Regions from separate parts of the Homo sapiens genome. Here all the other regions are linked to region 3. The links are chromatin loops, found by intact Hi-C in ENCODE. Cell type or tissue: ascending aorta. All regions are shown on one strand. Each heading gives the region's core, and the rest is flanking DNA. Links, peaks and the distances in the headings are about the cores only. Region 1 overlaps LRMDA (leucine rich melanocyte differentiation associated). Region 2 overlaps LRMDA (leucine rich melanocyte differentiation associated). Region 3 overlaps LRMDA (leucine rich melanocyte differentiation associated). Region 4 overlaps LRMDA (leucine rich melanocyte differentiation associated).

Region 1 (7,561 bases), core at 1,046-6,045, 65 kb after region 3:
GGAAAGTCGGGGGTGGGTTGGACATGCCTCATTATGCCCTCCTCCCTGTTGGAATTCAGGAAAAGCCAACCAGCATTTAACATCAACATAGACCTTAAGTCTGATAAGAAATATTTACAATCTATTCTCTCTGAAGCCTGCTACCTGTAGGCTTCATCTGCATGATAATGCCTTGGTTTCTACAACCTCTTATATCACCCAGCTGTTCCTTTCTATTGACAACTCTTTCAACCAATTGCCAATCAGAAAAATTTTAAATCTACCTATAACCTGGAAGCTCCCCCCACTTAAAGTTATCTGCCTTTCTGGACCAAACCAATGTATATCTTACATGTATTTGATTGATGTCTCATGTCTTCCTAAAATGTATAAAACCATGCCATACCCAGACCACCTTGGGCACATGTCATTAGGACCTCCTGAGGCTGTGTCACAGGCGCATCCTTAAGTCTTTGCAAAATAAACTTTCTAAATTTATTGTGAGACATGTCTCAGATACCTATGGGTTCATACTTCCTTTGGATCTAACCTAAACAGTGCTTACTATATTTGCAGCACCTGGCTACTTCCCTTGTATTCTGTGCAACAAGAAAAACTTCTCACTTTGTCCTAAGAATAATCTCATCCTCGGTATAAATCCTCATGTGGGAGACATATGAGAGCACTACACTCTGCAAAGCCAGATCATCTTAATGTTTTATCCTAATTTGCAAACAAAACTTAAATTTTACTTCACCCTAGCTATGTCTTGCAAAGGAGAAGCTAACTGGAAATGTAGAATAATCATATCTAATTCTTGCTTTAAATGATCCACCCCCTACTTTCACCTAGATTATGACCAGAAACTAGACAAGAATCCACAACTTGATCTCTTCCTAAATCCTTTCACACTTGGAACTCACGCAGGGAAAGTTCTTTCAACTCAGTTCTCACCTTCATCCAAGGCCACCTCCCAATCTTTCTATCATCACAGATCCCTCCCTTCTCTGCACTCTTCCATCTAGCTTGGCCTCTGCTTTCTCTGCATAGGACCTTGTCTCCAATTAGACTGTAGGATTCCTGAAGGCAGAGCCCACAGCTTCTTTTTCATCTCCTACATGCCCTGGTGCAGGGTTCCACATGTTACGGCTCTCATGAAAACCATGGTTGAGTGACTGATTGAAGAAACAGCAACAGGCCCCTGCAGTGACCTGAAGCATATGGAATTCTGAGCAAGGGAAATGAAAAGCCCAAAAAGCCCAATACCACACCCTTTATAAAGTACACACATCACAACAAATCCAAGGTTATTGGAAAAGTAACAGCCCTCTCCCCAGACCAGCCCCAACCAAAAAATTTCATTAGAATGGATAAAGAAACTGCTGTAAATATTAATGGCTGGAGGAGGAAGCTGGAGGACGGCAGGCCGAGCTGAGCAGGTGTTCACTTCCCTCAATTTCAGTCCGTTTGCAGCCAACAACGTCATCATTTGGCCTTCTTGAGCTCACCGACAGGCCATTTTTCATGATTTTACCATTTCTGGCCAAATGCAAACTTTTTAATTAAATGTGCCACATGATTCCAGATGTTTGTTTATTTGTTCCAAAAAAGGTTGTAAAATCACTACATGAGGAAAAACCTGGGGCAGGGGTAAAGTTTTCTACAAGAGACAGGGAAATAAAAAGAGTCAGAAGAACTGGGACTAGGAAGTTAATACTGGGCCGAGCTCACGGCTGAACAATTTAGACCAAAAGCATTGGCTTCAAATCACTCTCCTTCCAGGAGCCCAAGATTCAGAAATAAAACACCCTGGACATTTATTAGTTCTTAAGAGAATGAAGCTCATCTTTAAGCCAAAGGCTAGAATGAGAACAAATGTTTGTGGCTGCTCTGCCTGCTTTTTGTACGTTTGTTCCTGCTGCCACAGCTCCACTACATTAACTCCACCGGTCTTCCATTTAACAGGCCAGATTAGAGTTCATGCATGAATGGTGGGAGAGAATCCTGTGATGAGGATGAACCGACAGAGGGGCAACAGGCAGAGACCACAGCCTCCCACACACCATGCTGGCTTCCTTATAGCTTTCTGGTCCTCTGTTTCTCTCTACCCTGAAATATAATCAGTATTCGGTCTATTGTGTTTGCAACAGAATGTTTCTCATATTCCTTCCTTTATTTTTTGTACTCCCAGTCAGCCAGCCAGCCACTCCAGGCCTTGATCATCGAATGCTGGATTATTGTAACATTATCCTGGGCCCTGTGTTTTAGTTTCAAAAGCCAACATCAGAAATATTCTGAATAACATGCGGAGGAAAAACACTGACTGTCCAGTTTCTCTGATGCCTGAGCCCTCGTGACCAAACCATCAGCAACCTCATACAACAACTCCATAGTGGCCATAAGGTTCCCTGTGCATGGCCCCCACTCCTGCTCTCCTGGCAGTATCTATCCAGGCCCCAGCTGTCTTCCCCATCTGTTACCAAGTTGTTTTCTAAATTACCTTTGCTAGAAACCTGCTCTTTGGAGGCATCACAGTCTATGGGCACAGAACCTGGTTATCTGGAAATCTAAGGCTTCTAAGACTGAAACAATTTCCTTCCAATCCCATCCCACCATGGCCTCCTTGAATCCAGGCTCTCTCCTTTCCAATTACCCCTGGATACTGCTTGCAGATTAATAATCCTACAGCATGGTTTTAAATAAAATATAAACCCTTCTGTCTGTCCAAGGCCTGCCATAATGTGGACCTATCCTACATAAGGAACCTTATTTCTGACCTTTTCAAAACAGGGTCCCTTTCTCTCATCAGTTCTACCTGTTCTTGTCCTTGTGCTTTATCTTTACCCATTTATCTTTCTGGAATGCCCTTCTTTTGCTCTCCACTTAACATGTTCTTCAAAGCTCAGTGCCAACATCCTCCAAAGAGTCATGCCTGAGTAGTCTCACCTACATTGCACGCTATCTTTTCTAAACGTTGAGAGCATTTGCAGCTTTTACCAACTAATAGAGCTCTTATTTATGTAATATATAATATATTGTTTGGTTGGTATTACTTCATTTTTGGGATCTCCTCAATCAAACCATAAATTCCTAGAAGATAGAGATAATATTCTCTATTTCTGAATTCTCCACAAATCCTAACAATACACTCAGTACACAATAGGTACTAAATGAAGACATGTTGGGGAGATTCTTGAATGACTGTGCTCATAGCAATCTTTGTCTTACTGACCATATCATACTTTTTTCTTTATAAAAAGGGGCAAGAAACAGCCCAGGACTCTAAAACATAAGCACATTTAGAACCTTCCACCCTGTACATTCTAGGCTTCCATTTTGTTAAGATAAAGGGAGCATGTTTTTACTATCATTTTTTATTGGGACTGTCTGTTGGGGGAAGAGTTGTCATTCTGACCTCTCATTTTACAGAAGTAGGGTTTGCTACTATTTGAGGGGCAGGGGAAAACTGAAATCCATTTTTTCCTCCTTGCTTTGCTCTGGGAGAGAAAAACCAGATTCGTAGCCCTTCTCTGTCTACAAGTATACCACAATTCTGCCCAAAGAATAGAAATAAAGCAATCTCAGAGACTGCAAATGAAAAATCATCCTTGGAGGAAAAGGAGAGGAAATGGACCCCTATGGATTTCAAATGTTTAAAGGAGGTTGCTTAAAGTTCCTGGCTAAACTCCATGCCAGTCTTGGTAATAGTCTAACAGATTCATCCATCTTCAATTCCACTTGGCTTGCTCTTCCATCACTGCCACCCTCGCAGACAGCGAGTGCACACATGCACATCTATCTATATATATGCGGAAGTTTTAATCTACACTACCCTCCATTCCAATCCACCCAGCCCGGCTCTGTACAGAGTGAAGCTATTGACCCTGCAAAGTAGCAAGGAGATGAATTTGATGACCCAGACCGGAGTTTTTAAACCATTTCAGCAAGGTCTAGAATCAAAGGAAAGTACAATTTATTCAGCACTTAGTAAAGTCCTTTTACTTTGGAACAGAGTGCACACACTGAAAATAGACTCCTACTGCCACGCAGATAAAATAAACCTGTCAACCACTACTGTCAAATCACTAGTCACCTCGATTAAATAAAGGAAACTTTAGCATCTCTCAGCATCTGAGAATTCCACCAAGATTATAAGCCCATAAAAGCATTATGAAGGAAAGAAAACTAAAGTAATGGGTTCTGTTGAAAATGTCATCAGAGGAAATCATTTTACATAATTAGCAAATGCTAATAATAGTTCTGCACGAGGAACCAACACACTCTTCCCCCACACAGTCAAGGCACAGTGGTGGCAAGAAGTCTAAAAGATACAAGCCAAGGCCATACTCTTATTTGACAGGACCCCTGGACAAAAACATATTCTTGTCTCTAAGGAGGTTTTTTTCTTTTTTCTTTTCTCTCTCTTTCCTTTTGCCACTTTTCAATACATTATCCACAGGAGAAATTTGGATCTGTTGTGCTTCTATGAACTTTCAATGAGTCATTGACAATTTTTTGAGAAATTATTTGATGCTTAGCTCTCTTGAAAGACTAATAAAAATATTCTGGAAGGCAGAAGGCAATATATAAGCAGGCTGTCTCACTCATAGGGCCTGACCTTAGGTGAGACCTATGTGGCAAAGGCTCCAGAACCATCAGGTTGTTCATCCCATCTTTTTGTTAGTTTGCTTGTTTTGTTTGAGACGGACTCTCACTTGGTCGCCCAGGCTGGAGTGCAGTGGCACGATCTCCACTCACTGCAACCTTCGCCTCCTGGGTTCAAGCAATTCTCCTGTCTCTGCCTCCCAAGTAGCTAGGATTACAGGTGCCTGCCACTGCACCCAACTAATTTTTGTATTGTTAGTAGAGATGGGGTTTCATCATGTTGGCCAGGCTGGTCTCGAACTCCTGACCTCAAGTGATCCACCTGCATCAGCCTCCCAAAGTGCTGGGATTACAGGCGTGAGCCACGGCACCTGGCCTCATGTTTATAAATGGTCAGTGATAACCAAGAGGCAGTAGGCAAAAGATTCCTTGATGCTAAGCTATTAAGCTGGCCTAAATAAATGCATCTATTTTCCTGAGTCTTTGCTATTGTTTTCTGTAGATTTTGTTTATAATGATCAGACCTACTTAGCTTTCACATTCCCTGTGGCTGACATGAAAAGATAGTAGAAATCTAAAAATGAAAAACTAAAAGTTGGCTAAAAGAGACATACTGCCTCTGACAGGGCTCAAAACACAATACCCGAAATTGTGGCACCTTGACGTGCTGAGTGCTTTGAAACAAAAGACACTGGAAGGGCCTCAGAAGCAAGGTCTCTCTGGCCTTCTCTTACCTGCTCCCTCATCCCTCTGTCTCTGCCCTGCAGTGAGTTATAGAAACCAGAATTCCTCTTCCCTAAGTGGGGTCATCGAAACTAGAATCCTATCCCTTAAAGCCAGCCATAAAACCTAGAAAATTCACACTCTCTCTTCTCCTTTGAAGACTCTCATTTCAGAGGGTTCTGTCCTATAACCAGGGGAAGGAATGCTACATAGAGAGGCCAAGAAGAATCTGAACAGACAGGCCTTGCTAGGTTTCCCCTCAATCTATTCCCATTAGATCATACCCTTTGTCTAACCATGTTTCTACACAGCTGTCCATTCTTCATCAACATAAGCATAAAACTAGTTTTCCCTTTCATTTCTAAAGGCCCCCCCATCTCAGAAAACTTTGATTAAGTAAATTTCTTATCCTCTTCTCTTGTTAACCTGTCTTTTGTTATGGGCTGTGACCCTTATAATAGATGAGGAAAAGTATCGCATCATTCTGCCCCTGCACCTCCGAATCCTATAAGCCCAAAACAAATTGTGAGCAATAGTTTAGTCATCAAGTAACTTCCTTTTGAGCCCTCCTGAAAGCATTATGCTTGTTGGCATGAAGTTTTTCTGGCCAACATCTCCCCATCCCAAACATTTTTGTCTACATTGCTACCTCTTCACATACAGACATTTAAATTTCCTTTTATTCACTTTCACTTTGGCGATTTAATGAGTTGAAGCAAAACACTCTGTATTTATGTCTTCTGTGGAAACGTATTTTATGATATCTCAGGCTAAAAATGTTTTAAATAATTTAAAAAAACACAGTTTTTCTTTCGGTCTTTTTCTTCTTTTTTGGATGGCATACATTGAGCTGCTTCATGGAGATATACAGAAAAATCAATTGCTAAGCATAAAATGCAACTCACATTTAGGAAACTGCAAATGATAACTAATTATAATAAGTTGCTATATAAATTACTTTGTGACAGTCCCAGCAATCAATTTCAAACACAAATAGACCAAGCCCCTGGTTGGAGAGGAAGATGAGTACCTAACAACTGTGTCAATAAAAATAATGGCAAGATTGCCAACAATAGTCAAAGTAGAAAGGTTATCATCTCTAAGCAAGTTTCACAGCAAATTTCCTCTTCATTTTTTTTCTTTTTGCTTTCTTTCTTTTACACATTTCAAGTTCAATGTTTAATATGGCAAGCTAACTATGGCATATCTTCAAGACTATAGTATAAGCATCAGGAAATAAATAATTCAGGGACATTCACTAGGCTTGCAATTATCTTGCAAAATGTGCGTGCAGACAAGTTGAAATGAGATCCTCCACATGATAGCTATTGGCAAGGCAGGGTTATGGTAGATGTGCTGGATTATCTGTTTTACCATTACCACCATCTGCTTTCTTCTAAGGTTTTCTCTGTAGCTTCGAGGGAGAACTGAAAACTACATCGGAGAATCGCCTTCAGTGAATCAGCCTAGGTTAGAGTTGGGCCAAAGAGAGATGCTGGAGTATGATTTGGAAATCTAGAGAGATGGAGGAGCAGGGCAACGCATGGATAACAGCAATGACTGAAACAGTCTCCAGGTGAACGTGAGAATCCCCTCACTGGTGCTTCAGATAGAGAAAGTCAGTGGGAGACACCCAGATGTTCCTGTGATCCACAGAAACTTTCCAGCAAGCTCCTGAGAATCACTGGTTCAGTGCTGAGGTTGTGACTCTGGGTGGTGGCAGCACCTCTAATTCCTTCCATTAAAACTCTTCATTACTGGAATACATACAGTGCCTTCTATTTTCCCTGTCTGAATCCAGACTGACATGGAGCATTCACCCTTTTTGTTTTCAAATTTTCTCCACTCCTGATTTTATTGTTCTGTAATTTAAAAATACAGAATGGCAGGGCAGGAGTAATGCAATTCTTTTGACAGAGGCAGGCAAGTGGGATGCTGTAGCTCCTAGCAGCCTTAGCACAGGCTTTGGAAACGCATGGCAGTGGTGAACATTTCCAGGCCATGCCTCTCCCTCTACTTTTTTGACTCTTCCTTCCAGCTCAAGGCCACAGTTAGTCCTACCTACACTTGCTTCATACGCACTGGGTAAAGGACAAAGGTCAGGGGGACCTGAGAATTAAGGGCACAGGGCTTTGATTTTGTTTCCCTTGCCTGTTGTTGAGTTGCTCCATCATCCCCAGCAATTCTTGATGTCTCCCTCTGTTAAATGGGAAAAATATTTGCACTCCTCACTTTACAGGGTTACCCTGAGGAT
Region 2 (7,561 bases), core at 1,015-6,014, 95 kb before region 3:
CTGAAATTTTATAATTTCAGGTGAAAGTAATTTTAAAAGACCTAAATACAAGAAGAGGTATACCATGTTCATGAATTGGAAGACTCAATATACTGTGGAATTGTTGAATAAAAATATTTTTTCCTATAAGATCTATAGGTTTAATGCAATGCCTATCAAATTGTCAATAAGATTCTTTATAGACATAAAGAAACATATTCTTGAATTTATATGGGAAAGAAAAGGAAGAATAAAGTGGGAGAAATCTCTCTCCTCAATGTCATGGTTTATTATATATGTCTAATAATCAAGATAGTATAGTATTGGTGGCAAGATAGATACATTAATCAATGAAACAGTATACAGAACCCAAAAAAGTTCTACACAAATATGATCAATTATTTTTTAATAAAGGAACAAACAATTCAATGGAAGAGAAAGATAGTTTACAATAAATTATGATGGGCAGCTGGACATTCATCAGCAAAACAAAACAAAATATAAGAAATGAAAAGAACCTCCATCGAAACCTCACAATTTATACAATTTTAGCACAATAGATTATGCACTTAAATGTAAAGTATAAAACACTAAAACTTCCAGAATATAAAATCCCCATGATCCAGGACTAGGAAAAGAGTTCTTAGAGTTGATAGCAAAAAATACAATTCATCAGAGGAAAATGTGACATACTAGAGCTCAGGAAAATTTTTTTAAAAATTTGCTATATGAAAGACATTGTGACATTGTTAAGAAAGATACAAAGACAAAGAATATTTTCTGGCCAAAATAATGTTAGAAGTCAGTGACAGAAAAGTAACTGTAAAACCCCAAAATATTTAGAAACAAAATATTAAATAGAGATATGAGTCCAAAATACTTAGAGAATATTTTAAACAAATTGCAAATTAAAATACAACATACCAAAATTGTGGGATGCAACAAAAATTACTCAGAGCAAAATTTTTACCATTAGAGGTCATATTAGAAAAAAAGAAAGATCTCAAATCAATGACTTCCATTTCCACATTTATAAACTTGTAAAAGAAGAAATTAAACACTAAGTAAGCAGTAGAGAAATAATAATAAAGAACAAAGATCCATAATAGTGAGAACAACAAAAAAGAAAGATCTATGAAACCAAAGTTGGCCTTGAGAAAGACTACAAACACCATGTAACTTTAGCCAGACTCAGTCAGGAAAAATAAGAAAATAGATAAATTATCAATATCAGGAATGAATGAGGTGACATCATGCTATGGAAATTTAAGGGATAATAAGGGGACATTGTAAACAATTTCATGTCAATAATTTTAACAACTAAGAAAAAATTGAAAATTTTTTTAAATTACAAAACATTAACAGTCATTTAAAAAAAAAAAAAAAGCTATGTAGCCTGAGTAGTATCGTGTATTTTAAAAACTAAATTTTTAGTTAAAAACTCTACCTACGATCAGAAAGTTGACAAGGATGGCCACTTCCCCACTTCTGTTAGACATATGACTGGAGGTTTAAACCAGTGCAATAAGGAAAGAAACAGAAACAAGTGCAATAACAGTCCAACTACATTGGAAAGAAAGAAAGAAAACTGTTATTATTTGCAAAAGACATGATCAGCTATACAGAAAATCACACCAAATGTACAAAAGAATCTTCTGGGACTATAAAATGAGTTTATGTAAGTAACATAATACAAGATCAACACATAAAAATCAATTAAAGGTACATATAAAAGCAATAAACTGTCAGAAATCAAAGAATAGCACAGAAATATGAAATTAAGGGATCAATTTATAAACAAAGCTATAAGATGTTGCTGAGAGAAATAAATCTAAAAACAAGAGAAATATAATATGTGCATGGATTGAAACAATATTTTAATATTACTCAAATTTTTCTATAGATTTAAGACAATCCCAATCAAAATTCTAGCAGGATTTTTTTTAGACATTGGCAAACTGATTCTAAAATTGCCATAGAAATGCAAGGGACCTAAAATAGCTAAAACAACTTCAAAAACGGTGAACAACTTGGAGAACTTACCCTGATTTATTTAAGACTAAATATAAAGCTATATAAATGAAGACTATGTGATATTGGCATTAAGATAGAAATATAGGTTAATGAAAGAAAACAGAACGTCTAGAAATATACTCACATGTATACGTACATAATTGAATACCGTTTTACAAAGATGCCAAGGCAATTCAATAAGCAAAGGATAATCTTCTTAAAAATGGGATCATCCCTGATTCCAGGCCTTGGCTCTTTGATGGCATTTCTGGACCTACCCTGAGCCAGAGTGGGAACCCATTGCCCTGAAGAATGGGTCCCAGGCCTGGCAGCATTCACCACAAGCTGACCCAAGAGCCCTTGAGTCTTAAGCGAACATTGGTGGTAAACTGGCAGTACTCCTCATGGGCCTGTGGTAATGGTGACAATAGGGAGCGGCTCATCTACCCGTGGAAAGGGAAGGGAAGAGTGGAAACAACTTTGTTTCATGGTTTGAGTGCCAGCTTAGGTGCAATAAATAAAGCATCAGGTAGATTTCTAAGGTTTTTCACTCCAATCTCTGACTCCCAGATGGCATCTCTGGACCCATCTGTGTCCTAGAGGAACACGAGTCTGGCTGGATTTATACCTGCTGATTGTAGAGCCCTGGGGCCTTGAACAATCACATGTGGTAACCAGGTAGTGGTTACAGTGGACCTTGGGTGAGACTCAGTGCTGTGCTGGCTTCAGGTCTGATATGGTTTGGCTCTGTGTCCCCATCCAAATCTCACCTTGAATTGTAATAATTCCCACATGTCAAGGCAGGACCCTTGAATCATGATTGAAGAATTGAATCATGGAGGTGGTTTCCCCCATGCTGTGTCTCATGATAGTGAATTAGTTCTCAGGAGATCTGATGGTTTTATAAAGGGCTTCCTTCTTCGTCAGCACTCATTCTCTCTCCTTCTGCCCTGTGAAGAGGCACCTTCTGCCATGATTGTAAGTTTCCTGAGGCCTCCCCAGCCATGCAGAACTGTGAGTCAATTAAACCTCTTTCCTTTGTAAATTACCCAGTCTCAGGTATTTCTTCATAGCAGTATGAAAACGAATTAATACAAGGTCTAACCCAACAGAGTCCCAGTTTTGATGGCAGCTCAGCACACAGAGGGAAACTCCATTTGTTTGGGAGAAAGTAAGGGAAGAGAACAAGAGTCTTTGCCTAGTAAACCAGAAAATTCTTCCAGCTCTTACTGAAGACCACCAAGGTGGTATCTCTATGAGTCTGCAAGAAGCATAGTGTTATGGGTTTGGCGTGTTCCTTAATGTAGATATGGCTTAGATTACAACACTCAAATCTCATCAAACACTTGGAAAGACTATCCAAGAAGGATGGGTACCAACAAGCCCAGACTATGAAGACTATAATAAATATCTACTACTTGAATGCCCAGACAGTGACTAACACCCACAAGCATTGAGACAATCCAGGAAAACATGACCTCACAAAGTGAACTTAAAAAACCACCAGGGACCAATTCTGGAGAAACAGAGCTATGTGACCTTTCAGACAGAGAATTCAAAATAGCTGTTTCGAGGAAGCTCAAAGAAATTCAAGATAACGAAGAGAAGGAATTCAGAATTTTATCAGATAAATTTAACAAAGAGATTCAAGTACTTTAAAAGAAACAAGCAGAAATTCTGGAGTTGAAAAATGCAATTGACATAAGGAAGAATGCATCAGAGTCTCCTATCAGCAGAGCTGATAAGCAGAAGAAAGAATCAGTGAGATTGAAGACAGGCCATTTAGAAATATACAGTCAGAGAATATAAAAGAAAAAAGATTAACAAAGAATAAAAAATAATGAAGCACACCTATAAAATCTAGAAAATAGCCTCAAAAGAGCAAATCTAAGAGTAATTGGCCTTAAAGAGGAGGTAGAGAAAGAGACAAGAGTAGAAAGTTTATTCAAAGGGATAATAACAGAGGACTTTCCTAAACTAGAGAAAGCTATCAATATTCAAGTATAAGAAGGTTATAGAACACTAAGAAGGTTTAACCCAAAGAAGACTACCTCAAGACATTTAATAATCAAACCCCCAAAGGCCAAGGATAAAGAAAGGATCCTAAAAGTAGCAAGAGAAAAAAATAACACACCATGGATCTGCAACACATCTGGCAGGAGACTTTTCAGAGGAAACCTTTACAGGTCAGGAAAGAGTGGCATAACATTAATTTAAAGTGCCAAAGGAAAAAAAACTTTTATGCTAGAATAGCTTATCTGGTGAAAATGTCCTTCACATGAAGGAGAATTGAAGACTTTCCAAAACAAACAAAAGCTGAGGGATTTCATCAACACCAGACTGCCCTACAAGAAATGCTAAAAGCAGTTCTTTAATCAGGAAGAAAAGGCTGTTAAAGAACAGTAAGATATCATCTTAAGGTATAAAACTCACTGGTCTTACTAAGTACACAGAAAAACACAGAATATTATAACACTGCAATTGTGGTATGTAAACTATTCTTATTCTAAGTAGGAAGACGAAAGATGAATGAACCAAAAATAATAACTACAACAACTTTTCAAGACATAGAGATTATAATACAATATACATAGAAACAAAAAAAAATTAAAAAGCAGGAGGAAAAAGTTAATGTGCTGATTTTTTATTAGTTTTCCTTTTGTTTGTTGATGCAATTAGTGTTGTCATCAGTTTCAAATGATGAGTTATAAGATATTATTTGCAAGCCTCATATTATTTGTAACCTCAAATAAAAAAATATACAATAGAAACAAAAAACAAAGCAAGACGTTAAATCATACCACAAGAGAAAATCACCTTCACTAAAAGACAGCAAGGAAGGAAAGAAGGAAGAGATGACCGCAAAACAACTAGAAAACAAATCACAAAATGCCAGAAACAAGTCCCTATTTATCAATAATAATACATGTAAATGGACTGAATTCTCCAATCAAAGGACACAGAGTGGCTGAATGGATTAAAAAATAATAATAATCTGTTGTCTATAGGAAATACACTTCACCTATAAAGACATACATAGACTGAAAATTAAGGGATGGAAAAAGATATCCTATGTCAATGGAAACCAAAAATGAGCAGGAGTAGCTATGCTTATATTAGACAAAATAGATTTCAAGACAAAGACTATAGGAAGAGACAAAGAAGATCACTGTATAATGAAAAAGGGTCAATTCAGCAAGAGAATATAACAATTTTAAATACATATGCACTGAACACTGGAGTACCCAGATATATGAAGCAAATATTAGAGCTAAAGAGAGAGAGAGAGAGAGAGACCCTAATACAATAATAGCTGGAGACTTTAGCACCTCACTTTCATCATTGGACAGATCTTCCAGCCAAAAAAATAACAAAGAAACACTGGACTATAGACCAAATGGATCTAACAGATATTTACAGAATATTTCATCTAACGGCTGCAGAACACACATTCTTCTCAGAACACATATTCTCAAGGACAAATCTTATGTTAGGTGACAAAACAAGTCTTAAAACACTCAAAATATTGAACTAATATCAAGCATCTTCTCTGACACAATGGAATAAAACTAGAAATCAATAACAAGAAGAATTATAGAAACTATATAAACACTGGAAATTAAACAATATGCTCCTGAATGACCAGTGGGTCAATGAATAAATTAATGAATAAATTTATTTTTATTTTCATTTTATTATGAATACCTGAGACTGGGTAATTTATAAAGGAAAGAGGTTTAACTGACTCACAGATCTGCATGGCTGAGGAGGCCTCAGGAAACTTACAATCATGGCAGAAGGCACCTCTTCACAGGGCAGCAGGAGAGAGAATGAGTGTCAAGTGAAGAGGGAAGCTATATATATACATATAATTGGGGAACAGATAGTGTTTGTTTACATGAGTACATTCTTTAGTGATGATTTGTGAGATTTTGGTGTACCTATCACCCAAGCAGTATAATCTAAATATTTTTTGAAATGACTGATAATGTAAGCACAACATACCAAAACCTAGGAGATACCATGACAGCAGTACTAACAAGGGAGTGTATAAGCTCCTATATCAGAAAAGAAGAAAAACTTCAAATGAATAACCTAAGGATGCGTCTTAAAGAAGCTAGAAGAGCAAGAGCAACAAAACTCAAAATTAGGAGAAGAAAATAAATAATAAAGATCAGAGCAGAAATAAATAAAATTGAAATGCAAAAACAATACAAAAGATCAATGAAATTAAAGCTTGTTTTTTTGAAAAGGTAAACAAAATTGACAAACCTTTAGCTAGATTAAGAAAAAAAGAGCGATGACCAAAATAAATAAAAATCAGAGATGAAAAATGAGACATTACTATTGATATTGCAGTAACGTAAAGGATAATTAGTGGCTACTATGAGCAATTATATGCCAATAAATTGGAAAATCTAAAAGTAATGGACAAATTTCTAGACATATACCACCTACCAAAATTGAACCATGAAGAAATAAAAAATCTGAAAAGACCAATAACAAGTAACAAAATCGAAGCTGTAATAAAAAGTCTCCCAGCAAAGAAAAGCCTGGGACCTGATGGATTCACTGCTGAATTCTATCAAATATTTAAAGAAGAAATACCAATCCTATTCAAACTATTACAAAAAATAGAGGAAGAGGGAATACTTCTAAACTCGTGCTATGCTAATTCTGGTATCAATTCTGATACCAAAACCAGATGAAGACACATCAAAACCAGATGAAGACACATCAAAAACAGAAAACTATAGGCCAATATCCCTGATGAATATTGATGCAAAAATCCCCAAGAAAATACTAGTAAACCAAACTCAACCACATATGGAAAACTTCATTCATCATGATCAAATAGGATCTATCTCGCAAATTCAAGGATGGTTCAACATACACAAACCAATATGATAATTAAAAAGACTCACCATACCAAGTGTTGGTGAGGATTTGGAGCAACTGCAACTCTTAGACACTGCTGGTAGAAATGTAAAATGGTACAGTTCCTTTAGAAAATAGTTTAGCAGTTTCTTAAAAAGTTAAATGTAAATGTACCATGTGAAAGCATGCATACACTAATATTCATGGCTGCTTTATTTTTAATAAAGTTAAAAATTGGACTGACATAAATGCCCATCAAAATGTGAAGAAACAAACTATTGTATATCTACACAATGAAATATTTGTCAGCAATAATATTTTTAAATGAACTATTGATACACACATGGTTGAATCTCAAAATAATTATACTGAAAGAAGCCAGAAAAAACAGTACATATTGTATTTTTTATATAATAGTCTAGAAAATGTGAAATAATCTATAACAAGATAAGTCATTTAGTGATTTCTCAGAGGCAGAGGCAGACAGGGAAGGAGTAAGGAATTTCAAAGGTCATTAGGGAAATTTAGGGATGATAATTTCTCATATATATAAGTCCAAATTTATTCAATTGTATGCTGTAAATATGTGTAGTTTATTGTCTTTCAATAATAGTTCTACAAAGCTATAGAAAAGGAAAAGAAAAACAGATAATTTTTTTCTTCTAGTGTTATAAAATTTTTATTGAAGCAC
Region 3 (7,561 bases), core at 1,346-6,345:
CTAAGCATGATGCCCATGAGTCCACATCAGCCCCTAGGACAATGCCAGGTATGCGGTAAAGGAAGGAATAAAAGAATAAGCAAGTAAATAAACGAATAGTTCCACAAACCACTTCTGTTTTGCTGTCCTGTGGGCACACTGGCTTGCTCTTCATGAACAAGAACATACCATCCATTGAGTCACTGGAGCATACCATCCATTGAGTCTCATCCACTGAGAGCATACCATCCATTAAGTCATTATATTGGAAGCTCAAGGGCATGGAAAGATGAATCAGAAGAAGCCTCCTTCATATAATTTGCAGCCTAGCACAGGTTGAGTATCCCTAAGCTGAAAATCCAAAATCCAAAATGCTCCGAAACCCAAAATGTTTTATGTACCAACATGACCCTCAAAGGAAATGCTCAAATGAGCATTTTGGATTTTCAGACTGGGGATGCTCAACAGGTAAGCATATAATGCAGATATTCCAAAATCTCCCCCAAAACCCCAAATTCTCAACACTTCTGACCTGAAGTATTTTTGATAAGGGGTATTCAACCTGTAGTACAGATACAGCAATGTTCTCAAACCAGTCCCCTATGAGGTAGAAAATGAATAGGAACCTGAGGTATAGAACGATGGCAGCTCAGAGATCTATATAGCTTCAGAGATCAAAAAAGCTTTTATGAAAGAGGTGACATTTAAGTGGGCCTTTAAAAAAGATGTGAGATTTAGTCATAAAGAAAATCCAGGAAATGGTAACGATGTCAGCAAAAGGTAAAAGGCAGAAAGCCAGAAATATGAACAGTACAGAGGTAATTGTGCTCAGGAAGGAGAATTGGAAAACAGCTTGAATAGGGAGTTCAAGGCCAAAGACAAAGAATCATGAAGACACTGAGTATTTCTGAGCAAAAGACTGATATTGTCAGGCAGTAATCTAGCTGCTCTAGGATACAGCTGTCTAATATTAGGTAACAAATTACCACAAATCTAACAGCTTAAAATAATACATATTTGTTGTCTCACACTTTCTGTGGGTCAGGAATCTGGATACAGCTTAGCTGTGTCCTCTGTTTTAGGCATCTCACAAGACTGTTATCAAGGTACAGACCAGGGCTGGGGTCTCATCTGAGGCTTAACTGGGGAAGCTTCCAAGCTCAAAAGATTGTTGACAGGATTCAGTTTCTTGTGGGGTCTTGGGTAGAGGGCCATAGTTCCTTACTGGCTGTTGGCCAGAGGCCACCCTCTGCTGCTGCCGTGTGGGCCTCTCCAACATAGCTTCTTACTTCATCAAGATCAGCAGGAAAAAAGTTTTCTACTAAGGCAGAAGTCACAATCCTATGTCACTTAATCATGAAAGTGACATCCCATTACTTTTTTCGATAATCTGCTGGTTACAAGCAAATCACAGGTCCCATCCACACATAAGGGGAGGAGATCTCACAAGGGTATGAACACCAGATAACAGATATTATAAGGACCATCTTAGAAGCTGCTGCCACATCATGGTAGGATGACTGGATTGGTGGAAAGACTAAATTACACAGGCCATGAAGGAAATGATTAGACTCAATGAAAAAGCACTAACTTTAGGAAGAACAGATATTTTCAAGTGGTATAATTCACAGGACTTGGCAACTAGTTCTATGTGGGAAGTAAAGACAAGGGAGAAAATAAAAGTTCCAAGGTTTTGAACTCTAGTAACTGGAACTACAGGAGCAGTTAAGAGAAAGAGAGAACAGAGGAGAGGCTGGTTGCCATTGTTTTGGGGGGAAAAAGAGAACGTACTGAATTCGAGATCCTAGAATACTATTCAAGGTGACCATATACTTAGCAATGCTAAATTTCAGGAATGCTATGAAGGCTGGAAATCTATATTTGAGAGACATCTGTACACAAATGACAGCTCATGGCATGTGATTGGATAAAGAAAATGGAGCTATCTCCAGTGATTTTATAGCTTGGAATGAGGATGCCCTGGCAACTCTCTTCTTGTGGGAATTCTAGCCTGACTTTTAGGTTAAAGTTATTCAGAAGGGCCGGAAGAGGACCTTCAAGTCAAAACAAAAACTTTAGTATGTCTGCGAGTCTGCCAAGAGCCAACTACTTCGAAAACTGATCCCACCAGGATTTTTCCAGAGACAGAGAGGTCTAGATGCAGGCAAAGGCCCCTCAAAAACACAAGCACATACACTGACATGTAAATAATAATAACAATATTATATTGTTTCTTAGTATTTTCAAATCAACTTTATTAGAAATTAAACCTTGGGATCACCTTTATTTCATTTTGCAGATGAGAAAACTGAGCCTTGCTCTAAATCACACAGACAACATCTATGACCAGAATTAGTGATGATCACTTTCTTCCATGATACAAAATTTTAGACCTGGAATCTGAATCTAAGATGCATTCTCCTAGATTTTCATGCACAAAGTCAAGGACCTACTTTATTAACATAAACACAAATGAGCACACATTTCCCAAAGCTATCAGAGGTTAATTAAATTTGGAAGCCCCAAAGACCCAAATTTTCCAAGTGAAGAAATGATCTTGGAATACTGCATCAAGTGGGAATAAGGAACTCCTGGCCTCCCAAGAGAAACCATCCTTTTCTGAGAAACTCATGGAAAAGGTTAAGGAAACTCAGCTGGCTTCCCAGTTGTTATCTGGTACGAAACTCAGCAAACTTTCAAGCCAGACCAAAAACCCAAGGCATTCCCTGTTGCCAATCCATATCATAATCAATGTTGATTGAATGTCTGAATGTAATTTGAATGAAAAGCATTTCAAAGCACAGAGGTTCTGTTCCCAATAAGTTTAGTCTATATAATCAAATGCATTCTTTCTGGCCCAATCAGCAGAGGCTTGGCAGAATAAAGGACTTTGGTATGAGCAAAAAAATCCAAGCTTAAATCTTACAATTGCCCCTTTGAGGGTCGTTGACTAGGCAAGTTTTACAGTGGTGTACTGAAATGAATACTGCCTCTATGCAAAGCAACAGGAGGTCACATTATAATTAGAATGCAATCAGTGGAATTGGTTATGGCTTGGTTTTCTTCCTGAAATGACAATCTATGCCACATCTGCCATTACATTAATATTTTCTGCATTACTAGAAGAACAGAGGGAGGGAGCTGGGGGGAGGGGGACGTCAGTGTCTTTCCACTGAGCAGCTGATAGAGTTGTCTTTAGCTAGAAGTCCGCATGAGCTAATCAAGGCCCAAACAGTTCACCTTTAAAATACCCAAACCATCTGGCAGGCTGTCCCATGATAAATCTCAATGATAAATGTCTCCGTTTTGATGTTACAAAGGAGCCGCAGACCTGCTCGGTTCTGGCACAGCTGAAAACATACTGGCAACAGTAGAATAGAACTCAGATGTCCCAAAATAGAGAAGTAAATCATTTTGACCTGCAGGGCATAATATATTTAGAGAAAGCCTGATTGTAATAAAAGGGTTGGACTCATCACAGTTTGTGCTCTAGGAGTGGCAATATATTTTTTGGTAATACTTTTCGGTTAGTGAAAACTCCAGCATGTACAATTTAAAAGCACTCATTCTTTTTCTGTTGTTCACCCCCTTGTTTTTGTGAGTCTTCAGGCATTTCCCTATGCCCCTTGTGAACTACAGCAGTCCCCTCTCTCCGGTTCTCCGACATCCTGCAGGGGAACTGTTGAGGCGAGCATGCCTTCAAAATGATTAATCTGCTCGCCTTTCAGAGGTCTGTTTTGCTGGGCCCATGGCCACTGCCAAGAAAGGACACACTGTGACCACCAGCACCAGGAAGCGAAGGCACAGCCTCCAAACTCAAGGTTAGCCCAGACCTGGTGCCGAGAGGGAATCGTAAAATAAATTATGCCGTGTGGTTTTGGAAGGGAGACTTTTATGTCCAGCCAAGCTTCAGAAACAAATTATGAAGTGGTCAGTTGGCCTTATTTATTTCATCTTTTTCCCCCACAAAGTTAGGAAATTAATTAAACAGGGATATGGAGTGTTAAGGGCAAAGTACGAAAGCTTCCCAATGCTAGTGGCCCCTGCCCCCTTCCCTGGCTGGCCTGAAGCTCAGAGTGAAGGAAGTCAGCCTACCACAGGCATGGCCAATAAAAACAGGGCCTCATCAGTTCCAAGGCTCCTGGGGAGCCGCCTGGGACCTTGTGACAACTGAGCAAAGCCCGGCCTCCTTCTCCACCCTGGTCTGGTTGGTAGCAATGGCTTGACCGATTCCCTCCACAGCTGCTGGGGTCACTTTCTGCTAACTAATGGGAAAGACAGACTTCCCATCTGCCCCCTGACAAATGGTTTAATAAAATGATTTTGCTCACACACCGAAAAGAGAAGCCAGAAACCAGCAAGGGAGGGGACGTGTCTCTAAGAAAAGGGGTTTCAATCTCATCCTTTTCATCTCCAGACAAGTTGAGGGAAAAGAGGGAAGGCAATTTCTCTGGGTGAGTAGAGTTGCGTGGCGTGGCAGAGGCTGTTTCAAAACTTCTGGGGGCCTGCAGCAATGAGAATGTGATTCCTCAGACTCTCAGGAAAATAAGTGCAAGTAAATTTGAGGTAACTATTTTCAATAAAACTTGAAAATATATATATGTATACTGACAGTCCATTTGGAGAGGAAAAGACACAATAATTCATTGGCTGTTGGCAACTCCATTGGAGACAAGTTACCCCATACCTTCCTTCTTGTCTGCCCTGGGCCAAACAACACATATCTAGTTATTTGACTATCTTCCCATAAGTCAGTTCTAGTGGTGCGGAGAGGAGACACCCACTGGATCATCGGCATCACCGGCTCTTTAATCATTTCTCTGGCTCTCACCTGAGTCCTTTCCAGGTCACTGACATCTTGGCTGATTCAGAAATGTGTAGAAAAGAGCAAGGTATTTCAGCTGACATTCCTGCAGGTTCACTGGGGAAGTAGAAAAGAAACAGTGGAAAGGGGCCCCTCTCTCTACTGGGTAAGAGAGTGCACGTGAGTGGCTATAGCTGAAAGAATCGCATCGTCACTTTCTTTCTGCACCATATGGTCTCTCCCTCTCATATCTGATTTATGACTCCCGATCACCACAGATCCTTTGGCTAGGCCACTTTCCACATGTCAACCTACTGTTGAATATTTGGATGCCAACATTTCCCCCAGGGAAAAGAAGAGACAAAGAATAATGATGTCTTTTCTTCTGTCCCCCACTGCCTCCCTACCATGTAGCGTTTCTAGTTTCTAGTTTGTATCATCTGACACAGGAAACCCAGGCTCTTTCTCTAGCCCTTCAAACGTGGCAGCTTCCAGCCATCATCTTCAATCAAAACATGCCCATAGGTTCAGGGGGAAAAACCACAGCCCATGGTAGGATGCTAAAGCCCTTAACTAACTCATCAATTCCAATCTACTAATTGGATTCCAATCTTCTCTTTTCACAAGGAACTTTTTGTATCAGGCAGCCCCAGAAAATAAATAAAATAAAATAAAGCAAAACAAAATGTCATCAGCACTATTGTATAGTACTATCTCTTACAGTTATGCAGTTTATATTCTATTCTCGCCAATTCAATTCAATTCATCGTGTTTTCACACTGTTTTAGAAATACAATTATTTCTTGATTGCCAGTAAGTGTTGAAAAATATCCATTCATTTGATAAATAATTATTGACTACCAGGTACTACCCTAGATTTAGAGCTACAAAGAGAGTTCTCAAATAATTTGACAGTCTGGCTAGAGTCATCTAATGTAAGTCTTAGATTAAGGAAAACTAATATGGGAATCTGAATACACAACAGAGAAAAGAAAAAGAACACATAAGCAAAATAACACAAATGGCTCTAATTCATGTGGTGTGGAGGCAATGCACTTTTGGGAATGGGTTCAAATGTGCTCATCAGTGACTACTGTCAGTGTTATGAGGTGACAATGTTTGTGGCATACAAGTGAAGCCAAGCTGCCCTCTGATGAGCCAAGTCTGCGTTTCATTTCCATCCAGATCCCCCATGTTGTATGGGCTGAGGGGCAATGACTACAATTGTCTGCTAAACAAACTACAGAGGAGAACCAGCTGAGATTGTTGGGCTATGAATCCAAAGATGCATATTATATAGAAAATATAATAATGAGGCAATTATGAGAGTCAGCCAAGGATACAATGGGGTGGAGTCATTGAGCAAAAGCTCTGAAAAGTTTGGAGCTGAGGGAGGACTAGAAATATGGTTTAATTCAGGTTGGTCACACTTCATACAAGAGGGTATTGCACTTACTTGCTCCTCCTGTAGTTATTCTTCTGTGGTGCCTTATTTAATCTCAGCAGTGTGTATCTATTCACCTTTTCAAGGTCAGGTGAATGTGCTAGCTTTAAGTGAAGAGTTTAGAAGTAGTATGCCTGGAACTCAAAAGCCTACTCTTCTTAGATATGTTCTACTTATGAGAATTAAGCCTAAAAGAAGGCACAAAAGAGAGGGATCACATCTCTTTTGCTGTTTTGATTTGAATTTTATTTTGTATGCCACTTGAGTAATGGCAAGCATGTTTCAGGAAATAACAATGGGAAAAACCCCTTTGGAAGATTAAACCCTGGTGCCCTTCCAGTGATTAAAGCATGCCTGGGCACATTCTCATCCAATCAATTACTAAAATACAAAAGCAGAGCAGATCAAGGTTGATAATGACATTGTATGTTTTTAAAATTAATAATAACAGTAGCACTGTAGGAATAGTAGTAATCCGCCTTGCATTCTGTTGTGAAGAGCCACACATTCAGCCCCCACTGCTTGATCACATAGACAAGTATTTTCATGGAATCAACTGCCCTCCAGAAAGCTGAGTGAGCTGACTCAAAAACAACACAGGGCCTTCATCCAAGGAGCCATAACTGGACACAGTGTAACCCCAGAGTCAACAAACCAAGGCAAGATTCTTCAGTCAGGAACACAACCTTCTCAAATGTGATACATGTGAAGAATCTTTATAAGGTCAATTTTCATCTTTGTAGAGTATTTTTTCACAAGTTGACAAAATATATGATTGCCAGTGAAAAGCAGAAGAATTTGGTCATTCACAGAAAGATGAGAGTAATACAGAACATTTGGACTCTTACCTCCCACGTACTTGATTACCTTATGCCCTCTGAAGGCAAAGATTCCAGAAAATGGACTGGAATCCCAATAGCCCAGACCTTTGTGCCTTCTAGTGTCCACATTAAAGCCATTAAACAAATGGTTTATTTAAACTTCAGTTTCTGAGAATGCCTTTTTAAATTAAAATAAAATTATCACTCCCTTGTTGTTGCATCACATTCTGTAACACCTTGTTCATTCTGGCTGCACTGGGCTATTAATGGCAAGTGTGAAGAGGGTGTATCCTGTGTTCTTCTGTCTCACAATATTTGAAAGCCATAAAGACACATAGACTAATGGAACAGAATAGAAAGCCCAGAAATAAATCCACACATTTACAGTCAACTGGTTTTCCACAAAGGTACCAAGAACACACAATGCAGAAAGGACGGTCTCCTCAATAAACAATGTTGGGAAAACTGAATATCCACAACAGAAGAAAAAAATTAGACCCTTATCTCATACCA
Region 4 (7,561 bases), core at 1,413-6,412, 85 kb after region 3:
GGCATGGAGTGGCAAGGGGTGTGTGAGTGAGCACGGGGTTCGGCCACAGCGCACGGCCAGGTGTGCTGGCTGCGGTGGGGCAGGCAGCTCCAAGTGCCAGTATAGGCGCTGGCTCCAAGAGAGGCTGCATCTGGACCAGGCGTCCTGCAAGTAGCTTCCACCATGGGCACCAGGGAATGCTGTGGTGCCTGGAAGCTGGGAGACGCCAGGAACCACAGAGCCCTAAAGAGGGCGTCACAGCCCTGACTTGGAGAGCCCCTAGGTCTGGGCTCCCTGAAGGGCCACAGCTCTTCTCCTTCTCATTACCTGCAACGTGTTAGGCGGAGAGGCGTGTTTCAGCCCTGTTTGTGTTAAATCTCTTTTAGTCTGGCCATTGGCGGATCTTGAGTTCCTGTCCTGCATCCAGGAAGAATGAGGTACGTGGACAACTGGAAGGTGAGCAAGGCAGGGAGGAGCTTCACTGAGCAACAGAATAGCTCTCAGAAGACCCACAGTGTGTATGTAGCTCCTTTCTGCAGGCAGGTCATTGGAGTGGGGAGGGTGTCTATGGGCTCAAAGGGAGGAAGTGAGTGCTGATTGGTCCATGGGCTGCCATGGGCCAGCCGGAAAAAGCATCATAAATTCTCACTCCAGGAGGGGGACTCCACCCGGCACTGGCAGCCCGGCCCCCAGGCTTCAAGCCATCCCTGGCTTGAAGGTGGGGTTTCACTGGGCACCCACCCCCTTCCGCCCAGGGACCTGTCTGCCTTCCACGTTGCCCAGGCTGTTCACGTTGAGGGGTGTCTACAGGCCCGCAGGGAGCTGCCCTCAGCACCCCCTGGGCTGCTGCTTCCTGCGCTCACTGACGCCCAAAGTCTGGAGGGGGCCAAGGCAGCAGGGGGCGCTAGCGTGTGAGTGCTGCCCTGAGTGCACGCAAACGCAGCTGAGTCACGACAGCCCTCGGGCTTGGCCACAACTTTGCTCTGCACTGGAGTGGGCACCGGGAGCAGGGAGAGGCCCGGGAGCAGGAGCAGGCACTTCCAAGCCCGCTGGGGCAGGGGCTTCCCAGGCCCCTGAGAGCACAGGGATGCCAGGGTCCAGAGTGCGGCTGGGAAGCTGCAGCTGCACCAAGGAGTGCGGGCTCCCGCCCCTTCAACTGGTTAGGGGGTGGGGCTCTTGTCTGTTCCTGGCTCCCACCAGCCCTTCCTGCCCCACTGAAGCTAATCTTCGAAGCGGCTGCTCCAGACAGGCCGCCGCTGCCATCACAAGTACCATTAACATTACCACTTTATAGGTAAGGCAGTTGAGATTTAGAGAGAGGTTATAGTACTAGTCCAAGAAAACCCAGCTAGTATGTGGAGACCGGAATTGAGAAATAACACAGCTCGATTCCATAGCCTGAATCCTAAGCACTGTACAATGAACTTGATGTTCAAAGGTGCCTGGCAAAGAAAACCCTCCTAGGCTTATTTAGTGCACATACAAAGGTAGGTAATATATTGGTAGTGAGATATGAATCAACTCATGGTAATATGCAACACGTTTTGTGGCGTGCTAAGTAAATAAAACTATCAACTTATTTAATAATACATGAAAGAATTAGCTGTGCGATGTAGACAAATTAGTGTTTCAGATCTCTTTGGCCTTTTGGGTTCAAATAACCAGTGGTGTGTAAGTGTTAACCTGTACTGGCTTACAAGAAGTAATTATTAAGGTTTCAGCAACTTTGGTCAGTTGTTAAACACAGGTATTATTTAAAATTATATACACTTAAACTTGAATAAATTACCTTATTTAACAAGACTCCTCACTTCTTAATTATTTTACAAAATTTTACTGTTATTTATGCTCTTGAAATTGAGTCTACTGAATTTGTATGATAAAAATACTATATAATGATGTGCAGTCACTTTCCAACTCTTCAGTGATGGCACTTTGTAGTTTGACATTGGCCACTGTGGGAGTATTTGCAGCAGAAACTGGCAAATGCTGCAAGTGAGAGCTTGATTCATTGGTGTGCTTATTTGCTAAACTTAAAGTGATGGAGAAAATGTTAATGTTGCAGATAGAACCTAAAAGAATGTTGTGTGACTGGGCACGATGGCTCACACCTGTAATCCTAGTACTTTGGGAGGCCAAGGTAGGCAGATCACTTGAGCCCAGGAGTTGGAGACCAACCATGAGCAACATGGCAAAATTCCATTTCTTAAAAACAACAACAAAAAAAGGATGTTGTGTCGTAGCCTAATGGTAGCAAAATATTAACTTGTGCTCCATACCTCTTTGGCTAAATATAATTGCTTATTTATAGATAGGATGTTCTGCCTTTATAAAAATTACCTGTGGTATTAGTATATTCCTTCTCATTTAATAATCTTTTCTTAATTCTTTGAGAAGTTGCTTTGTTGGGTATTGCAAGGCATTGTGAATAGCACAAAAAAATTGAAAAAATATTCTTCCAATATTCAAAAACTATTATCCAGTTCAGCAAAGTAGTTTCTTATGTCATTAACAAATGAGTAAAGTTCTGACATACTCATTAAGATAAAGGAATATCAAGTGGGAACTACAGTTGTTCATCAGTTGCAACCACAGATACGAGATACAAGAGTTTGGCCAAAATCATTGAAAGTATCTGTGACAATTAAGTGATTGTATGGAATTTTTTAGAAACAGTATTATATATTCAATTGTTATTTACTTTTAATTGTGTTCTACACATCATTTATATAACTAAAAAATGCAATATATTATATATGCATGTGTATACACACACACTTTTTTTCCCAGAGACTTGGCTGTTAAGCATTTACCTACACACCACTACATATAACACTTTTCAACTAGCTTCTAAAGTATGTTTCAGGCAATGGAGAAAGGGCTATTTTATAGTCTAGGAATGGAAAGAACAGTAAGAAAAATAACTAAGCTTCAAGGATTCTGTTCTTGACTAATTCACAATTTGTATATTGTTTAACTCTCTGTTTTCTGTGCTCTGATGCCTTATTGATCAAGATTTAGAGCCAGGCTCCATCTTGGGCAATTGACTTAAACTCTTTAAGCCACATTTTGACTAACAGTGATAATGGTAATAATAGTCACAATCATGATAATGATAGTTTAAAAATGCTAACGTTTATTAGCATTTTTAATTAGTACTTACTTTGTGTCGAGAACTGCGTTAAACACTTTCCATGTATTGATTTATTCAATCTTCACAAAGTTTCACGAGGAGTCACAACTCCTAGTTCTGTTTTACAGATGAGGAAGCCGAGGACCAGAGAAATTAAGTCCCCTGACAAAGCTCTCACTTAAGTTCTTGGGTAACTACTCCTTGGCAGAGCTGGGACACAAATCCAGGCAGTTTGCCTCCAGTTGCTGCTGTCTTGGCAATTACAATGTTATGCTGCCTCCCTTCCCAATAAAGGTAAATGTTAAATAAGGGTAAGAAACAACCATCTTAGCCACTGCTCATGGATGTTAGCTATGATTTATTCTTACTTCACTCTAATTTTGTTTAATATCTTATCTCTTCAACTGGACTTTAAGTTTCTTGAGAGGTAAAGCTCATGTTGTATAGCTTTTTCTGCCCTTCACAGTAGCCATGACAGAGACATGCCCATATTTCATAATTAAATAGGCATTATATGAATTAATTTTGCTTCTCACTTGTCAAGCAGAAGAGCACTACTGAGATCCCTTCTGGGAGCAAAAATTGTGAGATCCCTAGCTTCATTATAATCCGAATTCATCCATCAATTCACTGCATTATTGTGATGCTCTAACAACATTTAGATGGTCTCATCTAACTCAGACGAGAAGGCTACACGTGGCATATCTCAACTGGGTTTGTAGGACTGTCTTAAAAATGATATTATGTCATGGTAGTCCTAAGGGCTTGATTTATTTTGGCTTAAAAGAAGGAACTTGCCTCATGTGTCTCTTTTCCTCTCACGGAGGTTTTTTTTAATCTTGAGGGCTACGGGTCAAGTTCTGTCCTTGGAACCAAAGTACTTTTCCAAAATGAGTTGAAGCCAGCTCTGTCAGGCTAGGCCAGATCTGCTGTCAGTGCCTTTCCCAAATACATCAGACCCTCTGCTTGTAAAAATAAATTGATACCAATGCAAGAAATTTATTAGGAGATGACAGCCCAGTTCATAATGGAAATATGGAGAAAATATCATCCTTCAAAACTGACAGTTTATCCATCATGCCTCAGATTCCTGAGATATAAGCAGACACTGTCACATGCAATCAGCTGAGGACACATCTTGGATTTCCTTATGACAGGAAACTCTGATATAATCCAGAAGTAGGGAAGGACTCGCACTGCCCTTAATGTGCTCAGCCATAAATTTTTAGCATTAGCAGGAGAAACATGTAGCCAAGGAAATGAATGATGGGGGAAATCAGGAGGCCTGGGATTCTCAAAGGCCTCTTCTTTTCTCTTGGGGATGATGAACTAGGGATAGGGGTCAGAGAGGGTTACTGCACCACCATGAGGGACATCAATACCCTGTTATGTGTAAGCAGAGCCAACAGGTGGCAGGGCACCACTGCATACATACCACAGTCTGCTCTGTGTGAGGTTTGGGGACCTGGTCATCTTGCCCTGCTAACTGTTCAACTGTGGCTATTTTGCTTAGCTTCTTATTTATATTAATGAACTTGAGACAATTTAAGAGGGCCATTTTAATTAGGAGTAAATGCAAGTATATTTGTGGGGATCACAAGAGGCCTGATCTTTGCAGGCTTAATGAGGCGACCTACCCAACCCCATATGAAATAATTGTGTATTGTATTAAAAGCCGCTTTGGAAAATATAATCGTGGTAGTAAATTGGAATGAAATGAACATGGTATTAAAGGGGGAAAAATATTTACTGCCAATTTTATGGGGCCTTAAAATATTTATGTTTTAAACTTGCATTCTTTGGAGATTTGCTGAGTGTTGCTAGAGCTGGGAAACTTTTTTAATGAGATACGTGCATATTTTTCAAATTTACAGATCTTTTTTCACAAAAATAGAAAGTCATAAATGTGAAATGGAAACCTAAACAAGGCAAGTGCAGCCTTAATGGCCTTAGATTCTTAATTGACTCTTCATATTAGAAAAAATTAAAAGCACAGGAAATTTCATTTAAATGTGTGAATAATATGCAAGGAACTTTTGTTTTATGTCAGTTTCTATCCGATTAAAGTACAGAGCATTAGCATAAATGTGATAACCCAAATAAACTTGAGTTTTGCTGCATTTATGTTAAGTGGGCATGAATAGGATACGTGTGCATTCTTGGGTTACTTAAAAACAGAGTCAAATACTGGCTTTTGTTCTGCTTCCCAAATGAATCTCTAAGAACAGCAGGGAAATAAATTACATGTTGATCAAGTCTTTATTTCTTTATTCATAGGTACCAGGGGTTGAAAAAAAAATGCAAGTGAGTCTATAGTTCTCAGACACTGAATCCCTCTTTAAATGCTCTCACTCTTTGCAAGAGGCAAATGAACTTCTAATTGTTCACATTTGTTTCAGCCAATCTTCCTGATTCCCTTTCTCATGAAAGACCTAAAACTCTGTTGACTTTACATGTCCAAATTAAATATATCTGTGTTTTCCTTTTGCTTTCAATAAGAGTGCATGCCAGCATGACTTAACATTCATCCAGAGTTTATTTCAATATTAGTGGAAAACAAGCCATTTTTCAGTTTAATGAATAGCATCAGTGTCTCCCTTTTAACCAAAAATATGGCCTTAAACTTGATGGATCTCACCAGAAGGCACATTTTCAAATTATTTTTCTATTGGAGGTTATGAATATCGTTTCCCAAATTATTGTGACAGCTGTGAGGGGAAAGCCTGCATCACAGATACAGCAGCTTAGAAACAAAACTCAGACCTAACAAAATGGTAGTTTCCTTTGTGAAATGAGAAAAGGGGAATGGAAAAGGAAGCATGAACCGCATGGGAGGGAAAAAATACCTCTTTTGAGACTTATGCAACAGGAGAAGAGTCATGTAAAGGCCCTGAAATTCCCATACTTTTTTTGTTACTACCATTTTTGTTTCCCAATCATTCTAAATTGGGAAGGTAAAGGCTGAGCATTACTGATTCAAAAAACCTCCAAGAGGACATCTGATATTTCTTCCTTATTAAGGATGATGGAGTGTAATTGATGTGCCTGGAGCCTGGCCAATTCCAACTTTTTTGAGAATGCCGCTTAATGTGCGGACATTATTTTTGGACTACTGAACGCCAGAAAATAATGAGCTGGCATTCAGCTTTGGTGAATAAGACCCTGAATTTTCATCTAAAAGCAGTTTTGAGTTATTGCTGTAGATAAGGTGTAACTGTGCAAGGGAATTTTATCCATGTTTCTCCCATGAATCATAAATGAGGAAAAAAATTACAGTCTAAATTGCACTTAAAAGGAATAAAGTCTTTTCATGTCATACATGATTTATCAAAATGATCTCATTTTAAGGGTACTGTGGTGTATCTTGATTAATCGCATTAGGAAGCGTGATGAATGGCCTCTTTAATGGTAACACAGGATTTATTGGCAGCATCCAGACTTGAACCAGAAGGGTAAGAAGTAAAACATACAACAGATAGCTAATGCAGATAGGATGTCAGTAATGCGCTGGCTTGTTGTAAAATTATACCAGGAGCCTTAGTTTCAGGAGCTTCTGAAACTGCCAGAGGGTGGACAGCAAACAAGTTTTGTACAGGACCTTGGGTGCCACCTCAAATCCAGTCTGACCCTCCCCTAACTTGTTGCAATGCAAGTAAAATCTCTCTGCTGGACTGTAAAAATAAGGTGTCTGTGAAATCTGGGCAAAACTTGGAAATTCCTAGTAATAAGAGGGAGACACCCGCCTTTCAAGATCAGCGCTCCTTGCCCTTTTGCCCTATTTTAATATCCTCTTCACATTTCGCTTTAATATCCTAAATGCCTTTTTTTAAGCCTGCTCGAGTCTGCTCCCACTAATTTCCTCTAAGGCTGACAGATCAGAGGCTTTCCTCGAACTGTTCCTTTTGGAGCTGAGAAGCCCTCCTCGTAATCCTGCTGCTTGTCCGCAATTAATCCTTCCAGTTGCCTCATTATTACCTCCACCACCCACAGACAGAGGAAGCTCTGACCCACTGGACACTGGCTCCTGACTGAAGCTTCAAAGGTGCCAATCACACCCTCATCAGAAAGGTGCCTGCTGTCAGCATCAGAGGTTTTCATCCCCTCCTCCCCGCTGATCAAACATTCTTCCTCAGAAGATTAATTCAGAGTCCCCGCCCATTTCCTCCCATATCCTCTTTCCCTTTTTGGTTTACCCAATGATCCATCTTTGCCTCGAAAAGGGAAGCCACGGATAATAGAAGTCCTTTCAAAACAAAAGCTGGGCAAAGGCAAATTTAAATCCCAGCTGTTATCAACTTTTTTTTTTTTAACCCATTTAAACATCTTAAGGCAGTGAGGATTAGGGACTGGCCTGAAATGCCATTCTTTGATCAAAGACCCCAAGACTTTACACAAACATAATCACAAGGCAATGGATGCCCCTCTGAAGGCTGAATTGATTTGTTTGAC

The links. Hi-C counts contacts between places; a loop is a spot of excess contacts. Peaks named below come from ENCODE experiments on the same cell type or tissue, not always from the same donor. Only the 100,000 strongest peaks of a DNase experiment are listed, where the experiment ranks them.
Region 1: a loop joins it to region 3, with 1.9 times the contacts of the local background. A loop is called at or near these places in 6 of 110 quality-filtered maps.
Region 2: a loop joins it to region 3, with 2.1 times the contacts of the local background. A loop is called at or near these places in 2 of 110 quality-filtered maps.
Region 4: a loop joins it to region 3, with 2.2 times the contacts of the local background. A loop is called at or near these places in 6 of 110 quality-filtered maps.

What each region holds. Positions count from the first base shown.
Region 1 is chr10:76,328,389-76,335,949 of GRCh38, reverse strand. The region is part of intron 6 of LRMDA (leucine rich melanocyte differentiation associated); the gene reads right to left. Among named protein-coding and RNA genes, the nearest start is that of KCNMA1-AS1, 560 kb to the left of the region's middle. In ascending aorta, for the core only: no CTCF peak of the experiment used is centred there; no DNase peak of the experiment used is centred there.
Region 2 is chr10:76,488,131-76,495,691 of GRCh38, reverse strand. All of the region lies in intron 6 of LRMDA (leucine rich melanocyte differentiation associated), which reads right to left. Among named protein-coding and RNA genes, the nearest start is that of KCNMA1-AS1, 400 kb to the left of the region's middle. In ascending aorta, for the core only: no CTCF peak of the experiment used is centred there; no DNase peak of the experiment used is centred there; H3K27ac peaks cover 2,848 bases.
Region 3 is chr10:76,393,840-76,401,400 of GRCh38, reverse strand. All of the region lies in intron 6 of LRMDA (leucine rich melanocyte differentiation associated), which reads right to left. Among named protein-coding and RNA genes, the nearest start is that of KCNMA1-AS1, 490 kb to the left of the region's middle. RefSeq lists an enhancer at 2,407-4,642. In ascending aorta, for the core only: CTCF peaks have their summits at 3,395 and 3,599; DNase peaks (open chromatin) are centred at 3,230, 3,730 and 4,100; H3K4me3 peaks cover 833 bases; H3K27ac peaks cover 5,000 bases.
Region 4 is chr10:76,308,879-76,316,439 of GRCh38, reverse strand. The region is part of intron 5 of LRMDA (leucine rich melanocyte differentiation associated); the gene reads right to left. LOC112268057 (a long non-coding RNA gene) reads left to right here. Exons shown (of 3, transcript XR_002957050.2): 2 at 366-435. Among named protein-coding and RNA genes, the nearest start is that of KCNMA1-AS1, 580 kb to the left of the region's middle. In ascending aorta, for the core only: a CTCF peak has its summit at 4,495 (motif pointing right); DNase peaks (open chromatin) are centred at 4,538 and 6,165; H3K27ac peaks cover 2,534 bases.